Regions from separate parts of the Homo sapiens genome. Here region 2 is linked to region 1. The links are chromatin loops, found by intact Hi-C in ENCODE. Cell type or tissue: endothelial cell of umbilical vein. All regions are shown on one strand. Links, peaks and the distances in the headings refer to the core of each region. The heading gives the core; the rest is flanking DNA.

Region 1 (8,389 bases), core at 1,997-6,996:
TCCCGAGTAGCTGGGATTACAGGTGTCCACCACCACACCTAGCTAATTTTTTGTATTTGTATTTTTTGTAATTTTTTGTATTTGGCCAGGCTGGTCTCAAATTCCTGACCTCAGGTGATCCACCTGCCTCGGCCCCCCAAAGTGCTGGGATTACAGGCATGAGCCACCGCACCCGGCCTAATACAGCTTTTTACAGTTTACAGTGCTCTTTCATAGACATTATTCTATCTGATTCTCCTACCAACTCTATGACAACCATCACAAGTATTGTTTGCTCTACAGATGTAGAAACTGAAGCCTAGAATTGAAGTAACCTTGGCTAAAGAAACACAGCTAGTAAGAAATAGAACCAAATCTCCCATCTAGTTTTTCTCAGTACAAGTTTTAAAAATTATAACAGCCCAAAAATAAAATAAATAAAATTAAATCAAAACATCTTAATAGACAAGCAAATGTAAGTGTTTTGACTCTGAAACGAATACAGACTCTAATAATATTCAGTGTGGTATTACATACATACTGGAGACTCAAATTATTTTTAAAACTAATACATAAAAACTGCTCCAAACCCTAAAACTCTGAAATTATCACTTAATGATTTGGGCTTTTGAAAATGCATATACCTATTAACAAAATTGCCTTATATCACAGCATTTTCTTGTCATCAAAATTGCTTAAAATTAATTTTAATGTTTGCACATACTCCAGTGGATGAAATCACCTTAATTTTTTAAACCTCCTTATCTCATTCTTAGGTTGCTGATCTTTGCTATAATAAACTACAGTGCAGCCCACAACTTGTCTCAATCTCTGTTGATATTTCTACATTGTTTCATAAAACTGATTCTTAACCTTAAGCATTTGAAAAATTGTCTATATATTTAGTTTTGAAGTGTGTATATTTATGTATATACATGTAGGGCAATATTTTGAGTTCTGTACAGTCTTCTGAACACAACGAATTTCTCCTCAATGACATAAATAGTTATAATAAATAATGAAAATAGAAAGAAAATGCTAGCAGGGCAATCTTAACTGGCATAAGAGGAAGGTTTTCTGAATTTGCAGGAACTTGGATCAAGAATGAAAAAATAGGCTGGGTGCTGTGGCTCATGCCTATAATCCCAGTACTTTGGAAGGCCAAGGCAGGTGGATCACGAGGTCAGGTGGATCACGAGGTGGATCACCAAGGCAGGTGGATCACGATGGATGAGACCATCCTGGCCAACATGGTGAAACCCCGTCTCTACTAAAGTACAAAAAAAATTGGCTGGGCATGTTGGCGTGTGCCTGTAGTCCCAGCTACTTGGGAGGCTGAGGTAGGGGAATGGCTTGAACCTGGGAGGTGGAGGTTGCAGTGAGCCGAGATTGTGCCACTGCACTCCAGCCTGGGCGACAGAACGAGACTCTGTCTCAAAAAAAAAAAAAAAAAAAAAAATTGCTAGTCAACTCTTTTCTGGTCAGAGGTGTGAGCCATGGAGGCAGTCTGGTTATCTTACAAAATGTCTCAGACTTGGAGTAAAGCCCTGGGTCCATATCTTGGCTCTGCCAGTGATCAGCTGTGTGACCTGAGCCACCCTCAGATTCAGTCTCCTCATCTGTAGGATTGGGGTGACACCCACGACAGTGGATGGTTGTGAGACTCATAAGGTCATGCTTATGGAGGTGTCTGGGATGGCATGCATGCCAGGAAGTGGGCATCAGCATATACCAGTTTAACCTGTCAGTTGAAAGGTATGTTAGAAATAGAAGTATTTCAACTTACCCATGTGCAGGTACTGAGAAAGCTCTCAAAGATACCCAGATTTCAACAGTGTTTTGGTAATCTTACCACGGTTATTTATACACATTGCTACACCAGCCTCAGATTTATTTCAGCTCAGTTAAGTTTAGTGATTTACCTCATTTGGAAAAGAAGTATGGCATACTATATTATTTATATTTAAAGCACATATTTATAATCTGAAATTTCTAGATTTCACTGAGTGGTTTCAATTCCTGTCCCCAAATTCTGGTAGCTAACTGCATTGTGGTATTACTTAATTGCTGTTTTCTCCGAGTTACATTGAGCTTTAAAATATTGAGAGGTGAAGCCAGCTGGGCTTCTGGGTTTTGTGGGGACTTGGAGAACTTTTCTGCCTAGCTAGAGGATTGTAAATGCACCAATCAGTGCTCTGTGTCTAGCTAGAGGATTGTAAATGCACCAATCAGCATTCTGTAAAAATGGACCAATCAGCACTCTGTAAAATGGACCAATCAGCACTCTGTAAAATGGACCAATCAGCACTCTGTAAAATGGACCAATAAGCAGGGCATGGGTGGGGCCAAATAAGGGAATAAAAGCTGGCCACGCACGCAGGCCTCTGCAGTCTGCTCCGGTTGTCTTCCGCATTGCGGAGGCTTTGTTATTTTGCTCGTGACAGTAAATCTTGCTGCTGCTCACCGTTTGGGTCCATACCACTTTTAAGGGCTTTAAAATTCACCACATCACCTTTAAGAGCTGTCACACTTACCGTGAGGGTCCGCGGGTTTATTCGTGAAGTCAGTGAGACTACAAACTCACCGGAGCATCCGGACGCACCGTCTTTAAGAGCTGTAACACTTGCCGCAAAGGTCCGCGGGTATGTTTGTGAAGTTAGACCACGAACGCATCGGAAGCAAGAAACTCCGGACTCGGTATGTGTTTACTTAACATATCACGCTGTTTCATTCTCAGTGTAATGACTCTGAGAACTTGCATGAGGCTTTTTATAAATGGACCTTGCAATGTCATAGGAATAAAAATTCTTTTAGGAGGTAGAAAGAATGATTTTGTTGATGAACAAATGGCGGGCAGTTGGAGTTCGGAGAGAGGCTGGTGAATCCTTGAGATCGTCAAGGATCAGGCCCGGAATCAGACCCCGTTGATGGTCGGGCCTAGTCAGCAGCCATGTTCAAATTCCCAACTGTTGCGCTTCTAATTATTGCTCTCTGAGGGTGTTGGAAATTATGGTCTTTGGTTGCTCGTAAGTCTGCTTTTTGCTTTTTTTCCCGGGAGCAATTTGTTTGCTTGCTTTATTTCTCCATCCTACTTCTGTTACACTCTCTACTGCTCCCATCACCATGGTGTCTCCTCTCCCTTCTTCTGGCCTCATTCTTGGTTTTCTTCTCCCATCTTTTTTGTCCTTTCTGTCACCTGACCTGTGTCGTGTCTGGGCATTCTGCTATGATTTGTCTATTTTCCCCTTCCCCCGTTGCCCTTCTGTTACCTTCCTTTCCCCTTTCTTTCCTTTCTCCTGTCCTGTTGCTGCCTCTTCTTCTATTTCCATCTGTCTCCATTTGTTGTAGAATAAAGAGAGGCATAAGATTCCTCGGAAACAGCACTGTCTCACTTCTCTCTTACCAACAGAATTTTTCAGGGAGACTGAGGAATGAGATCTTGGATGTGTGGCAAGATGTAGTTCTCTACAGACACTGCAAGTGGATGTGGCATTGGTTTCCCCTATCATTACAATATAACCTGCCTGAAACCACAGGTTCAGCATAGCTTACGTCCAAAGAGGGTTTCACAGCCCCAAGTGGAAGCTTCAGTTGGAATGGTGCTGAGTTTGATTGGAAAATACTTGTGTTTTAACTTCTGTCTTGGTTGACTAGCTTTAGGATGCTTACAGACTGGTTTCTGTTTTAAAAGGTTCACTGTTTAAAAACTTTATTCAGGTTGAGTTTAATGGAAAGTTACACTTGGGTTTCATTTAGTAAGTAATAGTTACCTATTTTTAGTGTTTTATTTACAGTTAGATGTAGGTTCACTCATTAACTCAAGGAAATAGTTGTTCTGGTCCATCCTTTGAGACTGGTAAAGTGGGTGGTCTGTGTATGAACAGAGTCAAGTTATTTAGAGGGATTTAGGGTCCAGGTTGAATGTGGAGGAGCATTAACCATGACGTTACTTATTTGACGGATTCTTGTTGTGAAGAATAAGGAGGGAGATCTGTGGTTAGGTAGTGATGATCCGACCAGTTGATTTTTCTTGAGATTATATTTTTGAGGAGAAACAGATCTGGCCTGACCTCCTCTCTGTTTGAGAGAATGTAACATGGGAAGTCTGCTACTGCTTGTTAACAGGATGCTATCTCGTTCATCACTCCCCCAACCAGCTCCTGATACAGTGCCTGGAAAACAGCAGAAAGCTTAATATGTCTTTTTGCAACATGCATCTTGCAGTTTTCTCAAACTCCCACATGTAGTCATGACAGCATCTTGCAAGCCTCTCCACAGAGTCAGCCAACCACAGTTCTTTGTCAGGAGTCACCTTACGTTTAATCAAGATGAAACGTTTATCCCACTTTGCAGTTATACAGCCACAGTTATTTATGGGTATCAGTTTTCCTTCCCAAAGTTTCAGAGCCAGAAGACTCGCCAGGAAGGCGGATCGAAAAGAGTTCGGGTTTCATGGCCCTGCAAACTGGCTGTTCCAGTAATCTGTCTTCCCTCCTTTCCCGAGTTTCTGCTCCAGCCTGCCTGTAGCGTAGATTGCTCTTTTATTGCCTTCGCTTCCTGTCTGCTGAGTTGGTCCCATTCTGGGCATGCTGCCAGGATTTGCAACTTAACACTTCCGCCCATTTCCTGCTGCTTCCTTTCTTCTTTCTGGTCTATTGAAGAATGGGCAGAAGTGCTAAGAACTTCAGCTAAATCTATGGAGTTTTTCAGTGAGTTTTGGAGGTACTCAGCGAATAAGAGGAGTAGATGTAGAGTTGGTCTGTCTTGAAAAAATTTTGGACGTTATGGGATCCACTCTGCCCTCTGCACCCACCTTCTCCTCTCACCCTCCAGAAGCTCTGGGCCTCCAGGCTCCTTTTGGTGCACACTGCGTGCTGCTCTGCTGGACTGCCTGCCCACAGTGACCTTCTGCCTCCTCTCTATTAGACTGTTGCCCATCCATGAGGGCCTGGTGCCGTACCTGCCTCACAGTGGTGTTTCCTTGATCTTTCCACCCATCTTCCTTCTCTGAAGTCTAGGAAAACTCTCTGTCTTTAGGTGGTGCTTAATAACACACCATGTCTCTAATGAGGATGTATGCTCCTCATGACCGGGGATAAACTCATTTAGTCAGCAGCTGTGGCAGCCACAGCTGCAAAAGCGTAACATTTACACAGTGCTTTATCACCTGCAAAGCCCTTTCATCCACCTTATCTGTTTTTCACAACTGCACTGTGAGTTTGGTATTACTGTTATCTCATGTGTAGATTTAGAAGCCACTTTCCTAACTTAGTGACTTACTGCACAAAAAAGCCTTCAACCGTGAATTGTTAGAGATGGTTTTTAGAAAGAAATTTGGCACTTTTCAATAGGCTATAGCCAATCAGTCATGCTTGAGAAGTTAAACATTTAGAGATTTAGTATTACTGATGAAGCACATTCTTGATGAACTACATGAAAATAGGAAGGGCTCAGTCACTAAAACAGTGGGAGTTTTTACCAAAATTTCACCATACAAAGTTGGCCATTTAACAGACTTCATTCTTAATTTTTTTTTTTTTTTGAGACACCTGACTAATTTTTGTATTTTAGTAGAGACGAGGTTTCACCATGTTGACCAGGCTAGTCTTGAATTCCTGACCTCAAGTGATCTGCCCGCCTTGGCCTTCCGAAGTGCTGGGATTACAGGTGTGAGACACCATGCCCCACCTATTCTGAATTTTTTTAAGCTGTAATTTAGATATCCAAATTTGAGAAGGGTTCATTTGAAGACCAGACATAACTAATTTGTATAACCCCATTAGATATTTCCTTTAAATAATCTTCTACACATATTGTCTTAGTGCACTGGTACATCTAGGAAGAGTCTACCTTTCTTCAACTAGAACTAACCTTCAAGACTGAATTTTAAAAGGAAACTATTTTCCTAAATGATGATTGCTAACATTTCTTGACGGCTTACTATGCATCAGAAGCTTTCTATGTATTATCTCTAAACTTTACAAGAGTCTTTGAGAGAGGTTATTTCCTCCATTTTATGGAAGACAAAAATTAGGTGACCTTCTTAAGCTGAGTAAGTGATTCACAGTAAGTGATGGATCAGGGATTCAAACTCTGCATTCTACCGCATCATTTGGCCTCCCTAGATGTAATGTTCTAAGGCATTATGTTATTTCACAGAGAGGGGCTGGTGGAAAAACTCAGTCGCTTTAAATTGTTTAAGCATTCCATGATAGAGTAGACATGGATGCGAGAAGGGATTTTATACATTCCAGGAATATAACTTCATTTGAATTGCCTCTGATTTCAAAGAAATCAAAACCTCAGTGGAGGGGAGTGGCACATAGTATCTTTAACATTTGCCCTTGTGCCAAACAAGGCTCTATGATTTGTTTCCCGTTCCAAATTAAAAAAAAAAATGCAGAAAAATGAAAAGCATTTTTTTCATCTAGTATTGAATTGATCCCATGCAAAAAAGAAAACAAAATCCAAAATTAAGGAGCACAAAGGAGTGCTATTTAGTGTCTGATTTGTGAGATTTCCTCCCTCTCCTTCCAGACTTTGTGGATCAGTTTCTGAAAATGAAAGGAATAATCTCAGATATTTTTATTGAAAAGAACACAGATTATTAGATACCAAATACATTCTAGAAGATTAATGCAATATTTGTATATGCTGATGGTGAAGACCAAGGGCTTTCCTACTCCGATGACTCAACCCTGGCTACACATTAGGATCACTTTGGGAGAGCTTTAAAGCAATCCCAATGCTCAGTCCCAAGCAGTAATTTAAGAAGGTCATGCAGCTGCCGCCTCTGCTGAATGGCAGGGCCATGGGAAGCTTTACTGATAAAGGCACAAAATGGCAAGGGGGGTGAAATGTACAGAGGGTCCTACTCATTGATCAGAAGTAGCCCGGAGAGGCTATAACAGCACAGCAAGACGCTGACCAGACCCCCTTCTCACTTTTATGTCTCAGAACTTTTCTACAGTGAATGTCAATGTGTTTTTTTCCTCCACATAACATCTGTTTCCTTTTTGTCTTTAACATCACCTCACTTTTCTTTTGAAAAGCCACGTCTCACCCTTTGCACTCTGCATGGTTAGGATGAAGCTGATCTATTGGATCTAGAGATGATCCTCAACCCAGGACTGAATGATAATTCACGTCACCTGGTCACTGTGATCTGTTTATGGACGGGCACATTTTCTAAGTTATACTCTAGAGAGTAGTTCCCCAGTCCTTTGCTGGAATAGTTGGGACACTGTCTTAGTAGCTATGGTTACTGAGCTGGAAGAATCTAATTGTGAAGTTGTAATGATTATCTTTGATACCATGAGGGGAGAACAGAATCGAGAGATGTAGAGAGATTCCTTATATCATTTGAGCTCCATGCCTGTAATCCTGGACTTTTTGGTTATATGAACAAATTCTATTCTGCCTAAGCCAGTTTAGTTGGATTTCTGCCACTTGTAATACAAGAAGTTCTAACTAAGAAACTTTACGTAGTGGAGCCAAAAGGCCAAATGGAGGAAGCAATGTGCTGATGTTGGAGTGAGGAATTCATGGAAGGGACGTTCATGTCTTGGAAAACTTAATCTGTGTTAAAACATGCATTCTATAAAATAGCTAGCTGTTTGATCAACAACCCTCACTATATAACCTGTACCCCCATACCATATGTTAGACTTAATTTTTCCTCAATATTCTTGGTTTTAGGGTGAAATAGATTCTAGGCCTTGTATTTATCTTTTGAGGACATATTTATTACTTAATATGCTATGATACTACTTTGGGGAACTATTGCCACAGATAGTGAGTCTTAGCTTAGTGCCATGTATTCATTCAACAAACATTGTTTGAACCAAGTCTGTATACTATATAGTGCAGTAGGCTTTGAATGCCAGATTCAGGAGTATTTACCTAATTCAGTAGATGGTGAAAAGCTATGGAAGGCCTTTGAGCAAAGGAGTGACATGACCCCAGTTTTGATTTGGAAAGATTAAGCAGCAGAGTGGACAGAAATAAGTTAGAAAAAGGAAGGCCAGTTGGTGATCCCCAGTTGATGGGGACTTGAATTGGGCCTGGAAATAAGTGGATGGATGTGAAAACATTGCGCAAATAGATCCACAAGGCTTGACGATATGACGTTGAAAGAAAGGCATTCTAGATGATTCTACAATTTGGGCTTTAGTTATAAGGATGTGGAGATGCTGTAAACCTATTTAGTTGTGTGAACATGGTCAGATTACTTAACCTCTCTCGGCCTGTCTTTTTATTTGTGACATTAATTACCTAGCAGGATATTGTTAGGCCATGTATATATAAAGCATTTAGCTCACTGCCTGGCACATAGTACATGCTGCATAGATGTTGGTTTGCTTTATCAAGATTGGATAGCCTATACTATGTCAATCTCTTTCTATTCCTA
Region 2 (6,802 bases), core at 1,733-6,732, 600 kb before region 1:
ACTCATTATTTACTCCATTTTCTACCGTTAAGAAAATAGAGGCTCATAAAAACAAATAATGGGGCATTAATCTTCCTTTTGAAGCGGCAAAGTGCAAAACCTAGGTACCTTATTAATTCCTGGAGGTTAATTGGTGTGTCCACTGAAATTTGTCTCTCTTGAAAGATCAAAAATATTCTAATTAGCTTAATTGTCTGCCAGTTATCATAAAAATCTTGTGTTGAATGAAGCAGTAACATAATATTAGGCCTGGTTTGGGAAGGAGATCTCTGGGAGAAAACCCTTTTTGGGGCCTGGGTCGAGGCCTCCTTCCCATCAACCAGCCTTTACTCCCCACCCCAAGAAAATAATACCATGCAATGACACAGCTTGTTCCATAAAGCAGTTAAAGCCTGTAGGCCTTAGACAATACAAAGACAGTAGATACAGCTTAATTTTAAAAAGCATTTTAAACATAGTGATCATTGTTATATTTGAAATATAAGCATGAGATTATCCTTTTTACAACATTTTAAAACTGTTTTGTAACAGGCTTTATTTTTCAGAGCAGTTTTCGGTTCACAGCAAAATTGAGCAAAGGGTACTCAGAGTTCTCATATATCCCTGGCCCCATACAGGCACAGCCTTCCCCATTATCATTATCCCTCACCAGTGGCACATTTGTGACAACTGATAAACTTATATTGAAACATCGTTATCACCCAAATTTCATAATTTACATTAGGGTTCACTCTTGGTGTTGTACATTCTATTGGTTTGGACAAGTATTTAATGACATACATCCATCATTATACTGTTTCCACTGCCCTAAAAATTCTCTGTGCTCAGCCTGTTCATCTCTCCCTCCCCCAACCCCTGACACCACTGATCTTTTCACTGTTTCCTTAGCTTTGCCTTTTCCGGAAAGCCATATAGTTGGAATCATACAGCATGTAGCCTTTTCGGATTAGCTTCTTGCACTTAGTAATATGGGTTTAAGGTTCCTCTATGTATTTTCATTGCTTGATAGCTCATTTCTTTTTAGCACTGAATAAATTCCATGGTCTGATGTACCACAGTTTATTTATCCATTCGCCCACTCAGAAACATCTTGATTGCTCCCAAGTTTTGGCAATTATGAATAAAGCTGCTACAAGCATCTGCATACAGGTTTTTGTATGGACATAAGTTTCCAACTCATTTGGGTAAAAAAACCAAGGAGTAAGATAGTTGAATCATATAGTTAAGAGTATATTTAGTTTTGTAAGAAACTGACAAACTACTTTCCAAAGTGACTATACCATTGTCACTCCCACCAGCAATGAATGACAGTTCCTGTTGTTCCACATCCTTGCCAGCATTTGGTGTTGTCAGTGTTCTGCATTTTGGCCATTCTGATATGTGTGTAGTGCTATCTCATTGCTGAGATTACCTTTTGGTGTGATGTTCTACTCACATCGATGTGAGGACCGATGAGTTTTTTTTTCCAGGTAGCCCTAGCTCCCCAATGCATAGTAATTTCATCTGTGATTAGAAAAGAACTCATTCAACAAGAAATCAAGACCATACTCAGCTGGCCCCTAAAGGGGGAAGGCTGTTGATCCTCTCTCTGGAGTGCCCTACAGCAGTGATTCCTAATCTGGACTACATATTGGAATCACTTGGGAAGCTTCAAAAGCCAGAATCTTGGGTCCCATCCCTAACAGTTTTGACTTTTTGGGCTCGGATGTGGCCTGGGCACTGGGATATTTATTTCGTAACTCATCAGGCATTTCTGATATGCAGGTGAGAAGGAAAAACACTGGCTGAAAAATAGCAGATCATAGTCTTGGCCTGTGCTGCTAAGACCTGTTGAAAGGGTCGTCTTCCTTGGATTCTACCAGACTTGACTTAGATTCCTGAAGACCCAAGGCTCTTGGGGTGACTTTACCTTTTGTCCTCAGCTGGCTCTGATGCCCATCTGCAGTCATAAAAATTATTGCCTTTAATTCCCCACTGTGACTGGAGGTTTTTTCTTTCATTTGTTGCTGGTCTTGGGAGGCCTAGAGGTAGGTCGCTTTTTTTTTTTTTTTGAGATGGAGTCTTGCTCTGTCGCCCAGGCTGGAGTGCAGTGGCATGATCTCGGCTCACTGCAAGCTCCACGTCCCAGGTTCACGCCATTCTCCTGCCTCAGCCTCCCGAGTAGCTGGGACTACAGGCGTCTGCCACCATACCCGGCTATTTTTTTTTTTTTTGTATTTTTAGTAGAGATGGGGTTTCACCGTGTTAGCCAGGATGGTCTCGATCTCCTGACCTCGTGATCTGCCCACCTCGGCCTCCCAAAGTGCTGGGATGACAGGCGTGAGCCACCGTGCCCAGCCGGTAGGTTGCTTTTATTCACACTCAGAGTCTGGCTTCTATGTAAGATATGCTCATGTAGAGGACAGACACATCTGCTTCTGGCTCTATCTTGAGAATGAAGAGAATGAAGACAGCCCTTAATCTGAACAGTTTAGGCCTGAAATAGTCTTCTGGTCCATCAACCGTAATGGGTAAAGCCTGAGCTGTGCCCTCTCCCTTCCCCCAAAGGGAAAGATGAGCCTCAAGGAAGAGCCTGTGGCAAATAGGGGAGCCGAGCACATCCTATGAGATGTCTGGGGGAGGGCTGGTGTATGACAATGGCCTGGAAGCTTCCTTAGACTAGACCACCAGTTTTTAGATTACATAGGAAAATGCAGTTGACCTGGATGCATACACAGAAGTAACAACATAGGATATGTACTTACTTGCAAATGGCAAGCAAACATTCTTCTATAGTGTCCCTTTGTGCTTTGGTGAGGGAACGTCCCTTGGATAGCCTGTATATTGTCTGCAGTGTGGAATCAATCAGAGAGGTGCAGTGTTCTGTTCCGGCAAAGAGAGGGGCACATCTTGTGAGGAGCGGGAGCACAGCAGAACATATATACCTATTTAGTGCAAGCGCAGCCTCTGTGGTGCTTAGGGAAACCTAGAGAAAGAAGATTGGGACACAGGTTAATTGCCCTGAGGAACAGAGCAAAGCTGGCTCTGCACAGAGTTCCCATGTAGCAAGCTGTGGGAGCTTATATATGTCCACGTTGCATAGCAAGGCAGTGAACAACTTTCTACCTTATCGGCAGTTCTATTTTTCTTTTTGCATTTTCAATGAAAAAAAATCAAGTTAAAAGAAAGAACAAAAAAAAAACACACAAAAAAATCATAACAAAGGCTAGCTGGCTCTAAGTCTTCCCAAATGATCCTATAAATATCTGTTCCCTTCAAAAGAATTTTGAACTCATTAAAATCAGCTGATGGCCAGTCTAACCCAACATTTTGATGCTTGCAAAGTCTAGTTGCCAGGATACTACATTACTATTCTGGTTTTCGCTCTCTTTTCTCACCTACCAGGGACTCACACACTGTAATTTTACAACTGTAAGATTAGTGAATGGTTATAGGCCAAGCAGTTTCTCAAATTCACCAGTTTTGTGAAAGCGAAAGTGGAACTCTGACTCCTTTCAGTTAATTGGTGAGCACTTCGAGCAATTCACAATCAATACTGACATTAGAGTAGACCCCACTAAAGGGAACCTGACTCTGCATGGGCAACGTGGAAAAGGAACAGAAACTTGGGACCTTCTGTACAACTCTAACATAGTTCTTGCTTACAATGCTCTTTGATGTACATTTAGACGGATGAATGGAATACAAGGAAAACCCATTTAGTGACACTAAGTATAGCCAAAGCATGCTTTACCACCATCTTTGAAAACTATAGAACTTTCGAAAGAAACCTTGAGATCCACAGAGATGAAATATTGCCATTTCCTGTGATTCCTGCAGTCATTCTATCTGTAACACACTTTATATAACTTATGATTTGAAAAACCATTTTCTTTGAACTATATACATGTCTCATTGTTCCTATAAATTATCTAAATTATCAAGTTTGTCTCCTAGAAACTTCAGTAATCATGCTGGGAGAAACAGCTAATCTTTCACATTTATCACTTTAATATACAGACTTAAAACGAGAAAGGACAGAGCTTTGATTTCAGTAGATTATAAGTTTTCAAAAGAGAATGCATGAATGTCTATGTGTTAATGAACTGAATATAACACCTTTTTGTTGTAGATGGTGTTTGGACAAACATGTGATTGAACACCAGATACTAGAATAGCATTTGCTGTTTATTTGATTTATAAAAACATTAAATTATTTGATCAGGAAGCTTGGGGAGATCCCATGAGTTAAGAAAATTATTTTTAAAATCAAATAATTTATAGAAAAGTTCAAAACAACAGCAGTGGCAGAAGCATTGTTTTAATTATTCACAAATAATTATTCATAATTATTCATTATGAATAAAAAATTATTCATTGTTTTATTATATCAAAACATTGGGTTAGACTGGGTTATTCAGTATTAGGGATCGTATACCCTAATACTGTCATATATACCATTTATCATCACCATACCACACATGGGAATGCAGCTCCCACTCAGGTTGGGGCTCATATTTCTTTCCATTTCTGGATAACCCATGCAGGTGGAATCCATCCAAGTTAAGGTATTTGCCGCTGACAACCCATCACAGAGCTCAGATTTCTGTCTCTGTTGGACACCAGGTGGAGCCTTTGAGAAATGTTATAACTAAAAACAACACTAAACTGGAAAGATGTTTTTTAGACTTACGCAGATCTAGTTTGTCTTTTCTCCTTGGACCTATGACTCCTGGTGTACCTTTTTCTGCTTAGTTCTGACTTGTGGCATCTCGTATCTGAGCTTTGTAACTCTAGGGGCCTCCTCTCTTGATGTTTGTTGATGGTGAACTACCTTATCTATCTCACCCTTGATTTCCAAACTTATATTTGCCTTTGTCCTCTTGTATTGACCTTCGTCAGGCCCCTGGCTTCAGACCTATCCATCCTGGTGGTCAGTACATGAAACTAAGAAGCGAGAGTGTGAAGAGTAATGTCAGCCTATAATGTTGCCAGCCAGCCTTTTTCAAAGGCAATAGAGACACGGTCTCACCAGAGGGTGATTTTGTCCCCGAGGGGACATCTGGTGATATCTGAAATTGATTTTGGCAGGGATTCGCGGTGAACTGGGGTGCTACTGATATCTAGTGGGTAGAGGCCAGGGATGTTGCTACACGTTCTACAATGCACAGGATAGCCCCTTAACATTTACTGTCAAGGTTAAAAAAACTCTGCAATTGAGGGAGTTGGATTTGGGGTCAAATTGACCTATATCTAAGTCTCTGGCCCAATAAATTAAGATCTTCCATTTCATGATACCTCTATTTTCTCACCCATTAAAGTAAGCTATTAAAATGTAATTGGTGAGTAAAGAGAAAATATTTGCTTCGAAGTCCAACATTACTAATTTCACAATGATGGGAACAATAATTTTTTGTTATTTTTGCAACTTACTGTATCTAGAGAGGCAGAAGCTCTTAGGTCAGGTAAAAATCCAACCTCCAGCAAGTGGAGCAGAAAAGTTTGATCCTTAATGCCATAAACGCGGTCCAAGAACAGCACCATAGGTGCCTTGTGGTCAGGGCAGAAATTGGCCGCCATATCTGGCTCACTGACCGACCCATCTGAAAGACACATAGAAAATGTAATTTCCCTTTTCCTGTCTCCAAAGTCTCAAAAGATAACACAGAGCTTGTCTGTCTATAGCTTATTCTCCCTATAAGGGACAAGAATTTTTGGAAAAATACAGATTGAGCATCTCAAATCCAAAAATCTGAAACCTGAAATGCACCAAGATCTGAAACTTTTTGGGCACCAACATGATGCTCAATGGAAATGCTCATGAGTATTCTGGATTTTGGATTTTCAGATTTGAGATATGCAACAGGTAAGTATAGCGCAAATATTGCAAAATCCAAAAAAATCCAACACGCTTCTAGTCCCAAGCATTTAGGATAAGGAATACTCAATCTGTACAGTGCTGCGCTGAAGGCAGCTTGTACTTTGTTGAAAAGCCAGTTTAAAATTCCAGCCAGTTGTTAAACATGCTCATTATTAAAAATTAGAATTTACAATTAAGTAGATATTTAAAAAAGGTAACAAATACTAGAGCTTATTACTTCCTAATTATTTCACTGTGAACTATACTCTTGAGGTTTTTTGCATCAATTGTATTTGTGTGTTAGGAATACAATCTAATGGTGTGCCATGTCCATTTTCTTCCCAACTCTGTGTTCAGTGACATTACATTGGTGGCTTGAAATTGGCCATGGTGAGAAAGTTTATACTACAGAAATGGGCAAATGCTAGGAATCAGGGCTCGATTTATTGCTTTGTTGATTTGAAACCTAAGTAAGTGAGGGAGAAAACATGAATGAAGACAGATTAAGTTTAATATGTCATGTCTGTAGTTATTACATCATAAATAGAATAAACTTCGAGGACATACTGTTGCAATATTTGGAAATAATCGTCTGATTTAGGTGAAATGTAAATCAGGTCATCCAAGAATTCTAATCTTAATCAAGAGGTTCAAAGGTGAAGTGGGGAAATACTATGAAGAAAATAAAAACTGCTTGAGCTGGAGAATAAAGACAGGATTTCGAGTGAGGATAGAAAACAATTTCCTCTTCCTGTTTTGTTGACACTAAAAACTAGGAAAGAGGACCCCCAAATGAGCACGCTATAGCCACAGCATATTTAAATACTGTACCGGAAAAGTGTGGGACTTCATAAGGAACCCTGAGAGGACAAAAATTAAGTCCGAGCCAGCCCAGACTCTCGTCCTGCCCAGGAATCAGCGTCAGGTTCCAGCAGAGCCAGAGAGAAGGGGCCTTCCAGACTG

What was found. Hi-C counts contacts between places; a loop is a spot of excess contacts. Peaks named below come from ENCODE experiments on the same cell type or tissue, not always from the same donor. Only the 100,000 strongest peaks of a DNase experiment are listed, where the experiment ranks them.
Region 2: a loop joins it to region 1, with 2.8 times the contacts of the local background. A loop is called at or near these places in 1 of 110 quality-filtered maps.

What each region holds. Positions count from the first base shown.
Region 1 is chr15:33,122,837-33,131,225 of GRCh38, reverse strand. The region is part of intron 4 of FMN1 (formin 1); the gene reads left to right. Among named protein-coding and RNA genes, the nearest start is that of FMN1, 68 kb to the left of the region's middle. In endothelial cell of umbilical vein, for the core only: no CTCF peak of the experiment used is centred there; a DNase peak (open chromatin) is centred at 4,535; H3K27ac peaks cover 608 bases.
Region 2 is chr15:33,727,637-33,734,438 of GRCh38, reverse strand. It overlaps RYR3 (ryanodine receptor 3), which reads right to left. Exons shown (of 104, transcript NM_001036.6): 47 at 5,413-5,582; 48 at 2,745-2,965. Among named protein-coding and RNA genes, the nearest start is that of CHRM5, 240 kb to the left of the region's middle. In endothelial cell of umbilical vein, for the core only: a CTCF peak has its summit at 4,593 (motif pointing right); no DNase peak of the experiment used is centred there.